Regions from separate parts of the Homo sapiens genome. Here region 2 is linked to region 1. Evidence: read pairs that join two places in POLR2A ChIA-PET (ENCODE). Cell type or tissue: PC-9. All regions are shown on one strand. Each heading gives the region's core, and the rest is flanking DNA. Links, peaks and the distances in the headings are about the cores only.

The links. Peaks named below come from ENCODE experiments on the same cell type or tissue, not always from the same donor. Only the 100,000 strongest peaks of a DNase experiment are listed, where the experiment ranks them.
Region 2: POLR2A ChIA-PET joins it to region 1 with 12 read pairs; 3 of 35 experiments call an interaction of 5 or more read pairs at or near these places.

The regions. Positions count from the first base shown.
Region 1 is chr5:72,243,441-72,252,257 of GRCh38, reverse strand. The region is part of intron 4 of MRPS27 (mitochondrial ribosomal protein S27); the gene reads left to right. Among named protein-coding and RNA genes, the nearest start is that of MRPS27, 72 kb to the left of the region's middle. RefSeq lists a silencer at 6,962-7,256. In PC-9, for the core only: a CTCF peak has its summit at 7,231; a DNase peak (open chromatin) is centred at 3,687; H3K4me3 peaks cover 369 bases; H3K27ac peaks cover 2,709 bases.
Region 2 is chr5:72,159,543-72,168,359 of GRCh38, reverse strand. The region is part of intron 2 of MAP1B (microtubule associated protein 1B); the gene reads right to left. Among named protein-coding and RNA genes, the nearest start is that of MIR4803, 5.5 kb to the left of the region's middle. In PC-9, for the core only: no CTCF peak of the experiment used is centred there; no DNase peak of the experiment used is centred there.

The sequences.
Region 1 (8,817 bases), core at 457-8,456:
TGATAAATTAGACTTTCCTATGGTTGCATGGGAATGTGAAAAACCCTTGAGATAATCAAAAGCTGTGGTCACTATAGCAACAGCTCACCCTTGTCTTTCCTTTTTTGAGCCTGTCTTAAATCAGAATCCTAAAACAGAGTTATTATTGGTTATTTGTACCCATAATTTTTTTTCAACATGAGAAAAACTATTGTATATTTGTTGTTCATAGATATTCTCTTAGCTTAGTGGCCTTTGTTTTCATGTGACTGCTGTCAGCTGCTCTTTCCAAGTTGTCTGAAAGAGCTGATGGTTCCATTTAGGTTGGGAGCAGGAACAGGTGCTTTCAGCCTTAAACTCCTTTCAGGTTGCCAGTGGTGGGCACGTGATGGAAAAGGGGGTTCTTAGAAACAAAGCTGGGTCAGTGGCTTGCTCAGCAGCAAATGCTTTGCTTTAGTTGGTGTTTTCCTTTATTTCCCAGCCTTGGATGGGTGGCATGTTCTACACAAATAACTACTTTCTTCTTCTGAGCTCTTGCCCCAACCACAGATCCAAGCCATGAGCAGCACTTAGCAGCTTCTCTTTTCAGTAGTTCGGTTTATCCTCCATAGGCATCCACACTCCTTAGCTGTCTACCTCAACCAGAGGCTAGTGGGCACTGAGCTGACACAAAGCTCAAGGTATAAACCCCATTGTATTATAAGAGTGCTTTGCTAATCTTGTGGAAACCAGTATAATCCCCATTGTATTATAACAGTGCCTTGCCAAGCATGTGGAAAGCAGTCCAAGAGCAAAACATGATAGGTAAATTGACTCCTCCTTAGGTCATCCCCTTGCTTCTCCTTCCTAGACCTTTTTCTGTCATAAATAAGATCAGAAACCCTGCCACCAGTCATCAGCCTGACTGGCAAAACTTTGCTGGTTGGCTTTGGGCCTCTGTGATTGTAAAAAGCCTCTCTGTTGTCCCCTTTCCTTCACCTTCCAGCTCCTCATTTGAGACTGTCTTGAGAGGAATGAGAGGGCAAAGGATTCTTTACCCTCTTACTGACCCAGTTCTTCCTACTGTATTCCATCCCCTCTGGCTAATGGCAGTCAGGTCTTTGCTGCACACAGGTACCCAGCGCTCTGCAAGTCACCTGCCGTGTGGATGGTAATAATCATAAGAGTTCATACTTAACTCAGTGGCCCTTAGAATGAGGCTGCTGCTGACTGCTCTGTCCAAGTTGTCTGAAAGCACCATGTGCCAGGCATTTTAATTTTACATGTTTTATCTCTTTAATCTTCATATCAATCTAGAGTTTTACCAGATAAACTGGATATAACTTTTACCGGTTAGAATCCTGAATCCATTTTAGAATCAGTTTCCTGAGGTTCTAACATAGGAGAAGTTCTCTCTGATGCTGATATCTTAACTACCTCTCTACTACCAAAGACAGTTATGCCTGTGATCTCGCCACTGCACTCCAGCCTGGGTGACAGAGTGAGACCTTGTCTTTAAAAATATATATTTTAGTATTGCTTGTATATGTGCATATTTTTACTGTGTTTGGTTCCAAAAAGAATTATAAGCCGGCAAAATGCCTAAATAGCTCCTATGTGATTTTCATAATAACCCAGTGATTAAGGTATTATCATCTCTATTTTAAAAATGATAAAACTGATTCTTAGGTTAAATGACTCAGTTAGTGAGTCGGGGCTGGGTTCTAATCAAACACAGAGCAGCACTTTGTCAGAGATTTACCTGGTGGCAGTGCAATTAGTTTTCACAGTGAAAGTGGCATCGAGTCCTCTCTCATGTCTGTGATAACAGTAATTTTGTCACTTCTTTCCCTACTCTTCTGCCCCTGGAGAAGCAGCATTACTGTGGTTTGGTTCAGTTCTCTATCAGACAGGCCCTTGAATGCAGAGTCAAAAAGTCATGCACCTTGAAAAACTCAACACAGAACATATCCCTAAGTAGTAAAAGTATAACATGAGAATGATGGACACCAACTTTCTTGTTCTAGAAAGTGAGAGAAGCAGGGTACAACATTATCTCTAACATTTTTATTTCTTAAATATACCCAAGGAAACAAAAAAGACAGACTATTGGGAAGAAGAGAGAAAAGTTGGATTTATTTTCCTATTGAGAGCCAGTTTTTCAAAATTTATTATCAGGGTGTTATGAAATAATCAGTGTTATATACATGGGAAATTACCTATGATGCTTATAAATTAACCTTCTAAACTTGTTATCAATGCTCAAAAAATACTTGGAGTTTTTTTGTTATTTTTGTTTTTTTGTTTTTTGTTTTTGAGATGGAGTCTCGTTCTGTCGCCCAGGCTGGAGTGCAGTGGCGTGATCTCAGCTTACTGCAAGCTCCGCCTCCCAGGTTCACTCCATTCTCCTGCCTCAGCCTCCCAAGTAGCTGGGACTACAGGCAGCTGCCACCACACTCGGCTAATTTCTTTGTATTGTTTTAGTAGAGACGGGGTTTCACCGTGTTAGCCAGGATGGTCTCTGTCTCCTGACCTCGTGATCCACCCGCCTCGGCCTCCCAAAGTGCTGGGATTACAGGCGTGAACCACTGCGCCCAGCCTGTTTTTGTTTTTTTGAGATGGAGTCTTGCTCTGTCGCCCAGGCTGGAGTGCAGTGGCGCCATCTTGGCTCACTGCAACCTCTGCCTCCCGGGTTCAAGTGATTCTCCTGCCTCAGCCTCCCAAGTAGCTGGGATTACAGGCACGTGCTGCTGCGCCAGGCTAATTTTTGTATTTTTTAGTAGAGACGGGGTTTCACCATTTTGGCCAGGCTGGTCTTGAACTCCTGACCTCAAGTGACCTGCCCGCCTCGGCCTCCCACAGTGCCAGGATTACAGGCGTGAGCCACCACGCGGGGCTGAAAATACTTGTTTTTGATCATCCCAATCTAACCTTATTGAAGGCAAGGAGATGTTTATTCTTCTTTGTCTCTTAGTGCCCAGCATAATATCCTGATTCATAGTAGGTTGATAAATGATCAAATGCAGAAGAGAGGAGCTTTGACCTCATCAAATGCTCCATTCTGTTGTAATAAGTAATTTCATATAGGTATAGAAGTAGAACTATTCTCTCTGCAGTTTAACATTCAGTTTTGCCTTATTCATGCTTAAAAAATCCCAGCTTTCTTACTTTTTTGCCTAAGATTATTGAAGGAAAAAGTGTATCTGTTCACTAAAGGCTGCATTCATTGTAGCAGCCATGTATATGTGGACAGTCTACTTGCTACCACACTTGAAATTCTGCTTAATGTGCACTCATAAAGGACAAGCTCCCACCCCTTCGAACTCAGTGTAATTGTTCAGTATATGAGCTTGTGGTGTTTAAGAAACTAGGGAGGCAGAGGTATTTTCATAGCTTGTTATCCTCTTCTCTCCCACAAAGTGCAGCCATGATCTGACACATGATCAATGGGCCGAGCCCTTTTTAGGATGCAGAAGATGCTCCCTGTGTCTGTGGATCACAATAGCAAACAATAGCAACTTCTGCAATGATATTTTGCCTCCCTGGTGTTCAAACTTCTTCAGTTAAGCCTGTCTGGAATCTATTTAACTATTATACATCAAAGCTTTTTTTTTTTTTTTTTTTTTTTTTAAATGAAAATGGTGGGGGTGGAACCAGAGAGGAAAACCTGTATCTTTGCCAAGGAGCCCTCTCTCCTTCCCCTATGACTCATACTTAGGAAAGCTGAGGGACTTTGGAAAGCTGCCTGAGTCACATTGAGGCAGGTCTCCTGGCACTTTCAGACACTTTTTAAATTTTCTCAGGCAGTAAAAGATGTTTTTCAAATTGTTCATTCCCTCTTTCTGGGCCAGCCTAAAAGCTTTTGTTTAGCTAAAGTATGGCTTTTTTATGCAAGATTTGCCAGCCAGAACAGATGAACCCGGAACTTTGTATTTGGTTTATTACTAAAGAAACAGCTCTTTCATATTCAGAATTGTAACTGTTCCTTCTTATGATTGTCATCCTATTAAAAGGAATTGCCTCTGGTACTTAACCTTCCTATGACATGAAGTTTGCATTTGGTCATTGTTAAGAATTTTCTTAGCATATTTTGTTTGTATAATTTCAAATATTCAGTTTTTAAAAATTTGGTTTTTGGTATGAGAGACTAGCTTGAGCTAAATAGAGGAGCTGCCTATTAAATGTATTATAGTCATACTGAGTTTTACTATTTGGCAGCAGAAGAAAGAAAGGTCACCTTAATTTTTCTGTCTTTACATGTAAACAACTAAGGGTTTTTGTTTGTTTGGTGAGTGGTAAAGTAAACCTTTCTAAAAACCAATTGGACTCACAAATAATAAGTCTCAATTTTTAAATATCTTTCCTTTTTAAACTACAAATAGTCATTATGTTCCAAAAACTGTCAAGTAATTTCTTAATATCTCTATGCCCACCCTATCCTACTCCCCTTTTTTTAGAGTTCAACCATTTCTGCTATAGGAATTGCCAGATAACAGAGGTTTGATAAAGTAACAGTATATAAAACAATAATTTATATTATGTAGGAAAATTACTTTGGATGACTTTCTTAGATATAAGATGAATTGCACTGAAATATTTGAGTAGAAAATAAAATGCTTTACTAATGGAGTGATCAATTGCTGAAAATTTTATTTTCTATAAAACTTGATCTTCAGTTATAATGTACTTTAGGGACCTTAAATTTAACTTTAGCTGATTTTATCATTTCACCTTGAAATTTTAGATGCCAATTTGCAGGGCCCACCATTCCCATAATAATAATCTCTGTTGCCTGCCCAAAGTGGGTACCATATGGTGGGGGAATGGAGGCTAGTGGAATAAAGTAAAATCAGCTGTGGACTGAATGGTTGCTCGTTTATCTTTGAGTCTTTATTCACTTGTTTGTATCACTGCCATTTTTCTGGTTTAATAGAAACTTGTATATGACTGATGTTTTAATGAGTAGATATAGGCTTATTGTCTTTTACAGTCATTAAACTTAAGTGCTGGAAGGAGTTCCGGGGGTCTGGTCTAGTCCAGAGTTCAAGTGTATTTTGTTTGGCCCGTAAGCTGTGTTTTTATAAACAGTATAATGAAATCACTTTGCTTGATTGTAATACAAGCAGCTTTGTACCTATTGTCTTACATGATTCATGCATTTATATTAACTGACTGGCCCCTGTAGACAGTTGAGTTTGTGATCCAGATAACCGTACCTCTTCATTTTACAGTTGCAGGAACTGAAACCCTGAAGGATCAAGTGACTTTCCAAAGTTAAACAGCTAGTTCAGGGCAATTCCAGAACTGTTTTACACTGAGTTTATTTTTCTGTTGATTCTGCTCCTAAATTTAGAAGAGATGTTTATTTTTCGCTGTTAGAGACCTTTGTGAAACCACAAAAATGTTTTTTAAAGATGTCCTACAAATAAGTTGAGAGGCAATGGTGGAATAATGAAAGTGAGGGGTCTAATTTAGGTCCTATTGCTAACTATCTTGGGGAAATCATTTTATCTCACTATATACATCAAGATTCCTCCTCTATAAAGTAAAGGAATTAGATTACATAATTTTACGTCACCTAGAACAGGGCTAGTAAATTCTCAATAAATAGTCTAGTGTACAATAGATATTGAAAGTCCCTACCAGCACTAAATTAAAGATTCTCTAATTCAGTATTAACTTTTTGTCTCTCCCTTATCCCCAGTTTACTTGGCCTAGGTTGCTTTCAAAGCCTCTTCCAGGGTTGAAAGGAGTCTGTTTTTTTATTGAATTCCTGTTAGGGAAATTCTTTGAACCCATGTACTCTGGCTTCTGTCCTCAACTTAACGGCTTCACTCTCCTAGCAGCTTGTCTGTTCCCTCAACTTGCATTAAAGAATCCATGTATCATCCTTGATGTATTGTGAGAAGGAACAGTAGGGGGAATAAGTGAGGACTAGGTGGCTTTCCACAATGACCACATACTACTCCACTTCCTCTGCCATCTTTCATCTCCTCCTGCCTTGTACAAAAAAGGCAGCATTTCTTCTTGGCTTCAACTTTATTTTAGCCAGGATACTTCACAACCAGAAGTGAATTACTGTTTCAAATATAAATAATCCTCATGAATTTCAGCATGCATGATGGGTATTTATGCAGTCTTAGCAGGCCGAGTCACTGTTGCCAAATTATCAGGCACCTACTTGAGTCCTTGTTCACTTGTTTGTAGACGCAAAATGATAGATAACTTGTCCCCTGCCTTTTAAGAGCTTAAAAGCTTAATAGAGGAGTCAGTAGAGTTACAGAAATAGAAACTAGCTATGAATTGGATTGTATCACTGGAAGTATGTCCAACCTTCCTTTTGCTACAAACAAAGAATGCCTAGGGATTCAACTTTTTCATGTGTTAGAGAATCAGAATGTTTAAAATACTGAGATGCTTTTCTTCTTTAATAAAAATCTAATTCTTAAGAAATCCTGATTAGTACTGAGCTTCTCTTCCCTCAGAAATACCCCTAAAGAAATCCGTAATCTCACATACAAACACATATAAATCTGCTCAACACTGGCTTAATTCTTTTCTGCTTTTACCCTGGTGTGCTTCATCTCCTGGGCCAGGCTCTTTGCCTGCTCATTTCTTTTGTGGCAGACTTAATCCTGACAACTTCACTAAGCCTAGCATACTCCAGAAATTCTGGTTTTTATTTCTATTCTATTCCTTTGTTTTCCTCCTTTTTTTTCTTTCTCACCTTTCTTTTTCCCAGAATTATTCAAAACCAGTGTTTAATTAATATATGTGATTTTCCTATCTTAATCATTGTATTATTTGTGATTTTGCAGAAATTTTATCTGCAGTTCCTAGCCAAAGCTTTAGGAGACATCAGGAAATGTTTGCATGTATTTAAAACTGGCTCATTTATTGCTCATAAATTTCCTACTCAAAAACCAAAATATTTCGCTTATCTCTGTCCAAACCAAGCCAGTTTCCATAACTTTATATGCTTTTATAAACAGGACTGGTTCCGGGATCCAGTTTTTCTCAACATCCTGCTGTTCCTAGGTAAAGGCCCTCTGTAGCCTAACCTTGGCCTTCAGTAACTGCCTCTCAGTCATGAAGCTGACCTGTGAGCCAGTGTGTGTATAGCTTTAGAGAGGCTGGAGAAGTCTTACCAGCTGCTTCTGGGTGCAGTTTCACTGATAGGTCAGGTGGTGGCCACAAAGCCATTTTCTGCTTTTAGGACCATCTCCAGATGGGCACCTCAGTGATGACTGTAAATACTTGTTTCTTCTCCCATTCTCCCCACAAGTAATCCTCCCTGGTTATCTACACATATTGCTCTTTGGAGGCTGATAAAATAGTGTTCCAGGCTTTAGACAAAGAACACAACTGACTTCATTCTGACTGCCTCCCTTATGTACCATGAAAGTAAGAGAGAGAGAGAGAGAGAGAGCAGCAGAGCTTACAGTCTGTCTATAGGTATTTTTTCTGTATCAGAAAGGGAGAGATGTCATCTTTAAGATAGGAGTTAGGGCTAGGCATGATGAGAGGCCAAGGCAGGAAGATCACTTGAGGCCAGGAGTTTGAGATCAGCCTGGTCAACATAGCAACACTTCCGTCTCTACTTAAAAAAACAAAAAAAAATTGGAATTAAAGGAAATTAGTAGATCAGTGGGTAAAGAATATAGATCACCATGCCTGAGCAAAAGGTAGCTACTCAGTAAATACTTAAATGAAGCAGAAATATGTCTTCTAGACTGAGAGTTAGATCTGGCAAAACAGCAGGCAGATCAGAGAGCAGGGAGAGAGAATAATGTGGTGACATGCATCCTACTTTTGATTGCTTTCTGTTTCATGAGAGGATGTGGATAATAAGAATAACTCTCCTGGAGTAGTTTCTAGTATGTCATATTTATACCAGTGTGTTTCCAGGTGAAATGCTAAGGGCCTCTTTTTTAAGCCCTTGGTCTGACAAATTCAGACTTTGATATCTAACAAGTCCCTCTGTTATCTATCTTCATTTCAAAAAATGTGTTGTTATGCTGCATTTATTTAGCACTCCACATCTGCAAAATTCTATGCCCCTGTTATTCTCTACCAAAAATCTACTTACTCATCACCCTTTTTAGATTAGCAGGCAGGGATTCCAGAAGGTCTAATGACTATATGTAGGGCTCAAAAAAAAAACTACTCACAAGCTGAGTTTTAATTTTTTCAAATTCTTCTGGGAAATTGACAGAATATACATTATAAACCAACCAATAGATGATATTGTGGTGGTTTTATTATCTTATTTGCTTTTCCTCTTACAAAATTAATAACTCTAGATCTGGAAAGGGACCCAAGGAGGTTACCTATATAAAATTTGCTTAAATTGACCAGCAAACCCTGGAGAGGTTGACTACAAAGGGGGCTTATCTTGATTGTGGTCATGATTATGCAACTGGATGCATTTGTCAAAATTCATAGAACTGTAAACTGAACGTATGAATTTTTTTGTTTGTACATTGTATCTCTGTAAACTTGACTTTAATTTTTTAAAAATTAGAACTTTTAAAGAAAGACATTTTTATCTGTATTGTGAAGGTAGATAGTGAATTCGTTGGAAATATTCAAGCCCAATCTGGTTGACTTTTGTTGGCAGGGTGGGAGAGGTGTTTTGGAGGGGACTCTAGCACCTGGTGCTTTTATTTTGTGCAGGCTAAGTGTGTGTATGTGGAAAGTTAAAATTACCTTAAATTCTTTGAGTAAGAATCTGAGATCCCAAGCAGGAAATTTTAACTTATAATACTGATGTTTTTATTATCGATTTCTGTATTAAACCCTGCCCTCTTTTTTTAAGTACTTGACAAAAATATAATAGTCATTAGAAAATTATCTCAT
Region 2 (8,817 bases), core at 535-8,534, 84 kb after region 1:
TAAGCCGGCCCTAGAGAAAAATGGACCAAATCAAGCTCTGCCAGAGCTCTGGAGTTTAACTGAAAGAAAGAACATCTGATTCCTGCCCAGAAAGCAACACTGAACACCTCATTTATTTTGGAGCAGAGGCTGTTGCTGGAGAAGCTGGAAGGTGAGATGGAGCACCCTAAGGTTGCCGAGGGCACCACTGCTCAGTGTAAACTCAGATATCTGGAAAATGCAAGGCTTCAAAGTTAAGGATTGGAAAGGCAGGAGGTGAGCAAGCCTGAGGCCCTCCTCAGCTCAGGGCCTTGGCCAAGCGACAGGAGCTGGACAGGGGCAAGAGCCAAGTGGAGGAGCAGTGCTTTCCGTGCGTCAGCTATCCCTCCAGAGGAGAGTCTAACCACATTCCCGACTCCAGTTCTCTTTATTCTCATAATTCTTAAATGACAGAAGATGATGCCTTAATGTGTTATCTACATCGTTCTGAAAAATACTTGCATTTCCTTCCGTCACATCTAATCAAATTCATTATAAAAGTTCCTGTTTCGTAACTACAAAACTGCTCTAAAGAATGTTACTTTTTTATTTAAAAAAAATGAAGGGTTACTGGGGGAAAGAAAGTCTACTTATCAATACTTCTTTTGACTCCAATGACAAAGTAAAATATATTTCTCATTTCTGGTCCATTCTCTTTCAATATAAAATGTCTGTGCACTCTTGCTTCATTAGACAAAGCATTCCTTTAATATCTTGGTCTGTTTTTATTTGATTTAAAGAATGACAGTTGCAAAAGGATATCTAACGGAACACTAGAGGTACACAGCTTGGCACATACAAAATATTCTGAATGAGTTTTCTTACAGATGGATGATTCTTTTAAGTGGGCTCAGTTGTGTGCTTTCCCCAGTTTGCATCTGAGTCTTGTGGTCAACTGAGAAGTGTCTTGTTCAGAACAGTAGTAGAGAGAGAACCAGCTCATACTGTCTTATTAATATTTTCTGGAAGCTCTGATAATTACTTTGGAGTTTCAACTTAACTTGCTAACTTTCTAGTCCTTGGGGGTAAAATTTTTGCTTCTTGTTTTAAAAAAAATCCAATTAACAAATTGCAACCTATGAGATAGATGCAGTGAAAATCAACCCAAATAGGAAATTCTGCTCAATTATTTTCCATATGACTTGCATGGACCAGGGAGGTGCTGATTTAGCAGAACGCTAAACCATGATGTAAATTTGGATCCCCTGTTTCCCTTTGTTCCTCCTCTCTCTTTTGTAATGTCTGCATTTTGGCATTTCTGCATTGCCTCTTTGGTTTCAGAGCTTTCTCACCGAGCCATTTCCCGTGGAAAAAAAAAAAAAAAAGAAGGAATATAGCAATTAGCATACATTATGTGGCTGTACCAAAAGCTATACTCACAAACATGTCTGCATGACAGACAAGTGGGCTGTGTTTCATCTTGTTTCCTGGACTGCCCCGTCCTGCCCACAGTCTGCCATTTGCCAACGGGAAGAAGCCAGCCCTTCCCTTCCTCCACCATCAGCTTTCCCAGCACTGCGCGCCAGTCAGCTTGCGAGCTCAAAGTACTACTTAATGAGTTTTTAATTCAGTTTTGACTCTGGAACCCAGCCAGCTACTGCTGCCTGGGGCTTGCATTTCCCTTTACACATCCTCGGCGAATAGTCATAAAGACAAGACGCTTCACTGTTGGATTTCTACAGGGAGGATTAGCTCGGCCTCGGGCCTCACATTATCACCAGGTCTTGCTGGCTGCAGACAAAAAAAGGGCTAAAGGGAGTTATCTCACAGAGCCAGGGGGAGAATCAGGAAGACACCTCTGAGTGCTGGGAAGCTGCTGTCTCGACCTCTCTAGGGAGTGAACACTGCTGTTATCAGTGGGCCACAGTTCAGTGAGAACTAGACTACACGGAATATTTTGGAGGCCAAATTTACATGCATTTTTACAAACAGATGCCCATCGTGTACCGGGATCCTGGAATACTCCTCTCCACCAAGGTTCCAGTGGCCACTTCTTTCTCTCCCCAGAGGCTGGAAAGGGGTCTGCACACTGCCCTTACCTCCCTGGATTCTGTTGACGATCATGAAATCAGTGCTGCTTAGGGAGGCTCTGTACAAGCCACAGAAGCTATTACTCTAGGAGAAAATGTTGAGAAAACTCTCTGAGGCTTAAAGTGCTGGGATATACCTTGTACATGATGTAGTTTCTCCTACATTTGCCAAACCACAGCTAGCATATTACAGGGTAAAATTTCAGGGCCTGGGACTTGCAGCCAGAAGACCTGGGTTTAAGTCCTCTTGCCACTAGTGTCATTTGGAGCAAGTAACACTGAGCCCTGTCTATTAAATGGGGATAATAATAATGCCTACCCTAAGAGTTGTTGTGAGGGTAGAACATGATGGGATCTCAGAGCTACTGAAATGTTTGCTATCACTAGGATTTCTCCCTTCTAGTCTATCTGGTTCTACAGTTAGGCTTTGTAGCTTGCTCTGTCACAGCACATAGCATGCTCTATCACGGTGTCTCCCAACATGCAGTACATGTTCTACTGGCAGTATGCAAGATTGGGGTGATACACTTATGAGCTTTTTCACATTTTAATAGTAATGCATATTTTATATGTAATGAATATGTTTATGGTTATATGGCACTGCTTTTTCATCTAGGGTAGTGATATAGTCCTGTTCAATAAATGGCTAAGTGAACTAATGATCATTACATCCCATCCTCTTATTTAGTGGATGGGAAAACTGAGCCCAAGAGGTCATGTGACTTGCCCAAGGTCCTGTTCCTGGTTTTTGGCCAGGAACAGGACTGTTGGTTGTTCTTGGTTCTTCCTCCTGGCCACAGACTCCTTCGGACCATTGAATCCCCTAAGTAACATCTCTATTCTATTAGCGTTTTAACCAACTGATGTACAACATTTTAAATTCCGATTTATTTTAGATTCTGGGTCTGTGGACTTGACGTATATTCTATGACTTAAGTATCTATTCATTCATTCATTGATTTGACAAATATATATTAGGAACTTCCTATATGCCAGGTCCTGGAGATAGTGGTCAGCAAGACTTCCATTCTAGTAGGGGCAGAGGAGCAAAAATAAACAAATAATTAAGACAATTATCAGACAATGATTGGCAAAGAATTAAAATATGGACATGTGAAAAAAAGCAAATTGGGTGACTATATTTTGACCAGGGGACCAAGAAAGATTAAGGTCAAGGAATCCACTACAAATTAGCTGACAAAATTACCTTTTATTTGTAAAGTGTAGGCTTCAGTGGGTCCTGTACTTTGGTTTTAGCCTTTCAAAGTTCTCATGGTATTAAAATAGCAACAGTAGGGCACTGTATCATACAAGACATATATGTCCAATTGCTAACAGGTAAACCCAGTTGAAAAGAGGGAAAAAAACAAGGAAGAAAGGAAAGAGACTCTTCCAAGAAAAATACTCATTCATGGGTAAATATCACCTATGAATAGAGATAAAACCCCCTAACAAATAAATATTAAAATTGTTTGAACAAAATACCCTTGCAAGTAAAAACACGCAGGGAAAGCAATGTTCACCCAGCGGACTGAGAGCTCTTCTGTTTAAGACCACAAGCCTTACCCTGTCCCTGAGGATATGCAGAGGAGCTGGAACTGAGGTCCCACCCACCTCAGAATGGATGTCTTAGTTAATTACTGAAGGCAACTGCGCTGGTTCCCTGGTTACCCTGCACATGATTTCCATGATCCTTTGCCACTGTCATATCAGGCATGAGCTCTACAACTCAGACAAGAAAGCTGGCACCAGCAAAGAGATGAGTTGGCAACATTACCAGGGAAACAGTTCCCATCCAGCCCATCATCAGCCCCTTTTTAAACTGTAAGAAGAGACCCAGAGAATAGCCAAATTAGTGTCATTCAATGAAGGAACCACTGCTCTTCAACTCAAGATGCCCCCAAAATTCTGATGCTAAAAATAAATTTCATACCACAGATGATGTCACCCTTGTCACAGTCCTGGCCTAGATTATCAACACCCTCACCTGAACTATGAAACAATGCCTCCTACCTTGTGAAAACCCTGGGAACCAGGTCTCTGGGATGAAATGATGCAGTCCAATTAGAAGTCTTATAGCAGGCTGGGCGTGGCAGCTCATGCCTGTAATCCCAGCAGTTTGAGAGGCCAAGACAGGAGGATCACTTGAACCCAGGAGCTCAAGACCAGCCTGGGCAACATAACAAGACTCTGCCTCTACAAAAAATTAGCCAGGTGTGGTGGTACATGTCCCAAGTACTTGTCCTAGCTACTTGGGATGTTGAGGTGGGAGGATCACTTGAGCCTGGAGGTCAAGGCTGCAGTTAGCCCTGATTGTGCCACTGTACTCCAGTCTGGGTGACAGAGCAAGACCCTGTCTCAAAAAAAAAAAAAAAAAAAAAGAAAAAAAAAAAAAGAGAGAGAGAGAAAGAAAGAAAAGAAAAAAGAAAAAAGTCATATAGCCTGTAACACAGGGTTACAGAAATATGAATTTATATGGATCTATTCCAAACCTCTGTTTTACAGATGAAGACATTAAGGTTCAGAAAGGCTAAGTGACTTGTCCGAAGTCACACAGCAAGATAATGGCAGAGCCAGGAGTAATGTGCAGGTATCCACACATTCACCCTCCCCAAAGCAAGAGGCTGAGGTTGCTCCCACAGGACCTCATGCCCTTACAGCTCTATGATCCCGACACCTCCTTCCTATATCCATACTTTATCCCACACCAAATGGAAGCATTCTATTAAATGAGCTCATCTCAAGTGGCAAAAAAAGTATCTGATTCCTAATCTAGACATGACTCAGATTCCTTATTGGAAGCACAGATGGGCTGCAAGAGAAGCAGTTTAAGCTCAATTCTTAGGTTACCTATTTGGGTCAATGATGGTAAAAGCATGGAATCTCATCCAGTTGGCTACAAATGTTGGGCTAGAGGCAATCACACATCCTCCCTTCTTTTGGAAAAGAAATAGACTAGGAAACATAACTGCCTTATTTACAAAGCTATCTAGAGTCAGAGAACTCTTCACACAGTATGTCCAGTGAGTCTTCTCTCCTTAGGTTTCTCTATATTTTTCTTTCTTTTTTTTTTTTTTTTTTTTTGAGATGGAGTCTCATTCTGTCACCCAGGCTGGAGTTCAGTGGCGTGATATTGGCTCACCACAACCTCCACCTCCCAGGTTCAAGCAATTCTCCTGCCTCAGTCTCCCAAGTAGCTGGGACTATAGGCACGCACCACCATGCCCAGCTAATTTTTGTATTTTTAGGACAGACAGGGTGTCACTATGTTGGCCAGGCTGGTCTCGATCTCCTGACTTCGTGATCTGCCCACCTCAGCCTCCCAAAGTGCTGGGATTACAGGCGTGAGCCCCCACACCCAGCCGAGGCTCCTCTATATTTTTCTTTCACAGAGACCCCTCATGACAAACTTTAAATGATGAGTGAAATGAAAATCCCCACAAGTGCACTGGAAGGCTTCAAGCCAGGTGGCATAATCACTCCTGAGCAACACTCACTGTGCTGGAATTAATATTCTGCCCGCATGCATTCATAAAACTTAAAGGACTCAAAGTGGAAGAGAAAGTGTTTTTTTAATGATGATGGTTTAACATTTACCAAGTCCCTACTATGTTGGGTCCCGCACAATGTGTGTAAGCAGCAAAGACCCTGGACTCCACCGAGGTGACAGAATTTAAGCAAGGAAGCAAAACCCATGTGAACATCTTTATTTTTTTTTAGAAATATTTCATAAGCGCTAACATAAAATGATACCTGTAACTGCAGGGAGCAGGTAGTAAGCTTTTTATAGGGAGCTTTTTCCTTTTGTGTTTTTGTTAACTTTCTTTTTCAGGATGTCTTTCGTTTTCTTAAAACCATTTTATTTCATCTTTCCTCCAAGAAGTAAGAGAAGAAGGAGAAAAAAAAAAGATGCCCCCCCAGTCATGTTACAGCCCTTACATCGAAGATTTTTCAAGTTAATCACTTTGAAAATATCTCAGAGGGAATGAAAAGGTCTTTCAATTGTCACACTGACAGTGACTTTTACTTTTACAGGATAAAAATATTTCTGCCATTATTTTGGTTCTTTCCTTTCTCCCCAGCTCAGACACTCATCTCTCGCCAATCACACCCACTTTGCTAGTGGCATGACTTAATCCTTCATCACAGAATGTTAGGTTGCACGCAGCACTGAGTTCAGTCCCCTGCCTGGCATGGCGTGATGTGTCTGCAGTGCTGTCTTGGACTTGAAGGTCCTTTTCACTCTCTGGTGATGATAACTTAGTACTAGCTCTTCATAAGGTTTCTGAACTGGCTGTCAATTCTGTTTTTTTCTTTTCTTTCTTTCTTTCTTTCTTTTTTTTTTTTTTTTTTTTGAGACGGAATTTCGCTTTGTCACCCAGGCTGTAGTGTAGTGGCGCGATCTCGGCTCACTGCAACCTCCGCCTCCCGGGTTCAAGCAATTCTCCTGCCTCAGCCTCCAGAATAGCTGGGATTACAGACGCCCACTACTATGCCTGGCTAATTTTTGTATTTTTAGTAGAGGCAGGGTTTCATCATGTTGGCCAGGCTGGTCTGGAACTCCTGACCTCAAGTGATCTGCCCGCCTCAGCCTCCCAAAGTGCTGGGATTACAGGTGTGAGCCACTGCGCTGAGCCAGCTCTGCTTTTTTTCAACACCTATGTTTTCAGCACACCATCAGCAGAACCTAAGTGTGAGCTGAGGGAGCAGAAGTCCCTTGGGATAGAAAAGACAGGCAGAGGAAGTCAGGAATGCCACTGTGACTCTTCACCAACTGCAACTTCCCTGTCCATCTATCTGCAGAATCCTGGCCATGCAGGGCAAGATGCCCTTTGGGTTGAAAAGAGTCTCACAGAGAGCAGTATTTTTCATTTGTTTGTCCTTTCATTGGCACACCAGCACTAGTACTATTATTCATATGAGCCACAATAGCCACCATGTATTGACTGCTTATTATGTATTGTTTGAGTATTATTATGACATTGATTCCATTTCTCAATGGCAGCTGTATGACTGACTTCACTGTACACATGGAAAACCAGGGTATAGAGAGATTAAGTGATTGATCCAAAGCCAGGTGGCTTGTGAGTGCCAAAGTTGTGACTCAAACCCACATGCATCTGGCATGGAGGCTCATCTTCTCTCTCTGTCCCCTGAGTACCACTGAGTCAAACACCCTGGCTGACTCAGGGTTGCACTCTTCTCAGTCCCCTGGCCTGGGATCTTTGAAGGTGGATGTACCAGAATCTTAAGGAGAAACAACATGTTCTCCCCAGGCCCAGGGGTACCATTCACTAGTCATATGATGTAAATGGTGTACACTGGAGTTAGGCAACTGAATTGTACTATGTTCTGGGGTCTTTCTAGCCTATGAAATCCCCAGCTCTCTCTGGGCCTAAGTCTAGACCCTCTCATTCATCCAGGTAACACTTTGAGGCCCCTGACCAATGAACTGTCACTTATTTCCATGGTCAGTCTAGCTTGCTCTTGAAGCTCTCCAGAGACAAAGAAGCCTGTAGCAAATCACAATGAGGATTCTGGTCCCTGAGGTGGAGAGGGTGGGAGCCCCACTGTTTGCCCTAGTCTCTACTTTCTGTAGATTAGGAGATTTCAAAGACTAATCAAAGATTAGTCTTCTTTGATGTTGCCTATATATCTGTCTCAAGGAATGGAACTAGCTCTGTTCATTCTTCAGTAGGCTTAAAATGATATACGGTAGAATAAAATGATGACATCATGAGGCTACTGACTTGATATAAACAGAAGACACCATGGAACAACCAACCACAGGAACATTCATGAACCCTCCCACCTAAAGGGACTGCAAAAAATAAGGCTCATTTCTAAACAATGTAATCAGCCAGGCTATTCCCAGCCTACACTCATTTCCTAGACAATAGTCACACAGTTGTTTAAATAACATCAGCTATTTCAAGCCTGGCAAAATAAATACAGGCTCACAGAAAAGTATAATTTGTAGTAAAAGACCTAATACCATTGCTCTTGATCAAAGATGTGATTCCTTTTTCAGAGTCTTTTCCAAAACGGAATGAATACAGAAAGTTTTTTTGGTTTGGATTTTTTTTTTTTTTTAAGTTTCCAACATACAGCTGAAAACTGCCCTTTATTCTCGGTCCCTGATCCATAATAACATCCTCCCTCCTACCTTCTGATTCCCATTTATGCTCAAAGTGAAAATGGAAATACAAAAAAAGGGGAAGAAGATAAAGGAATGGCTGAAACTTCTTCCCTTGCTCAGTTTGAAAACACATTTTTACCCTCCTCCATACAAACTAAAAGAGTCATCACATTTTAGCTCTACAAGACGCTGGAGGAAGACAAGGCATAGAGAAGGAGCTAGTTGGGTGTGATTCTGATGAAGCCCCCACTCTTTACCAGGTGAACGTATTATTTCGTGTGGCTGGAGGCTGCATGTACTCAACAACCATGAGTAAGGCCTGGATCTCACACTATTCTGTCATGGAAAGTCATTTCCTTTAAAACTGAACTCAGACTCAAATGTGAACTTGGTATGAAGCTCCTAGTTCCTGTAGGGCCTCTGAAATCTTCACTGAATTTTCACAAATGTTTCTTTATTTTCATCATTGAATGCCTTGAAGGCTGCCTGCCTCTAAAATCTATCAACGCCAATGTTTTATGGCCATTAAGAGATTCTAGAAGGCACTTCTTCCTCCAGGGCATAAGTTAAATCACTGGTATAATGGTGTTTATCAACAATACAACAGCAGATGGTCAACTTAAACAGATA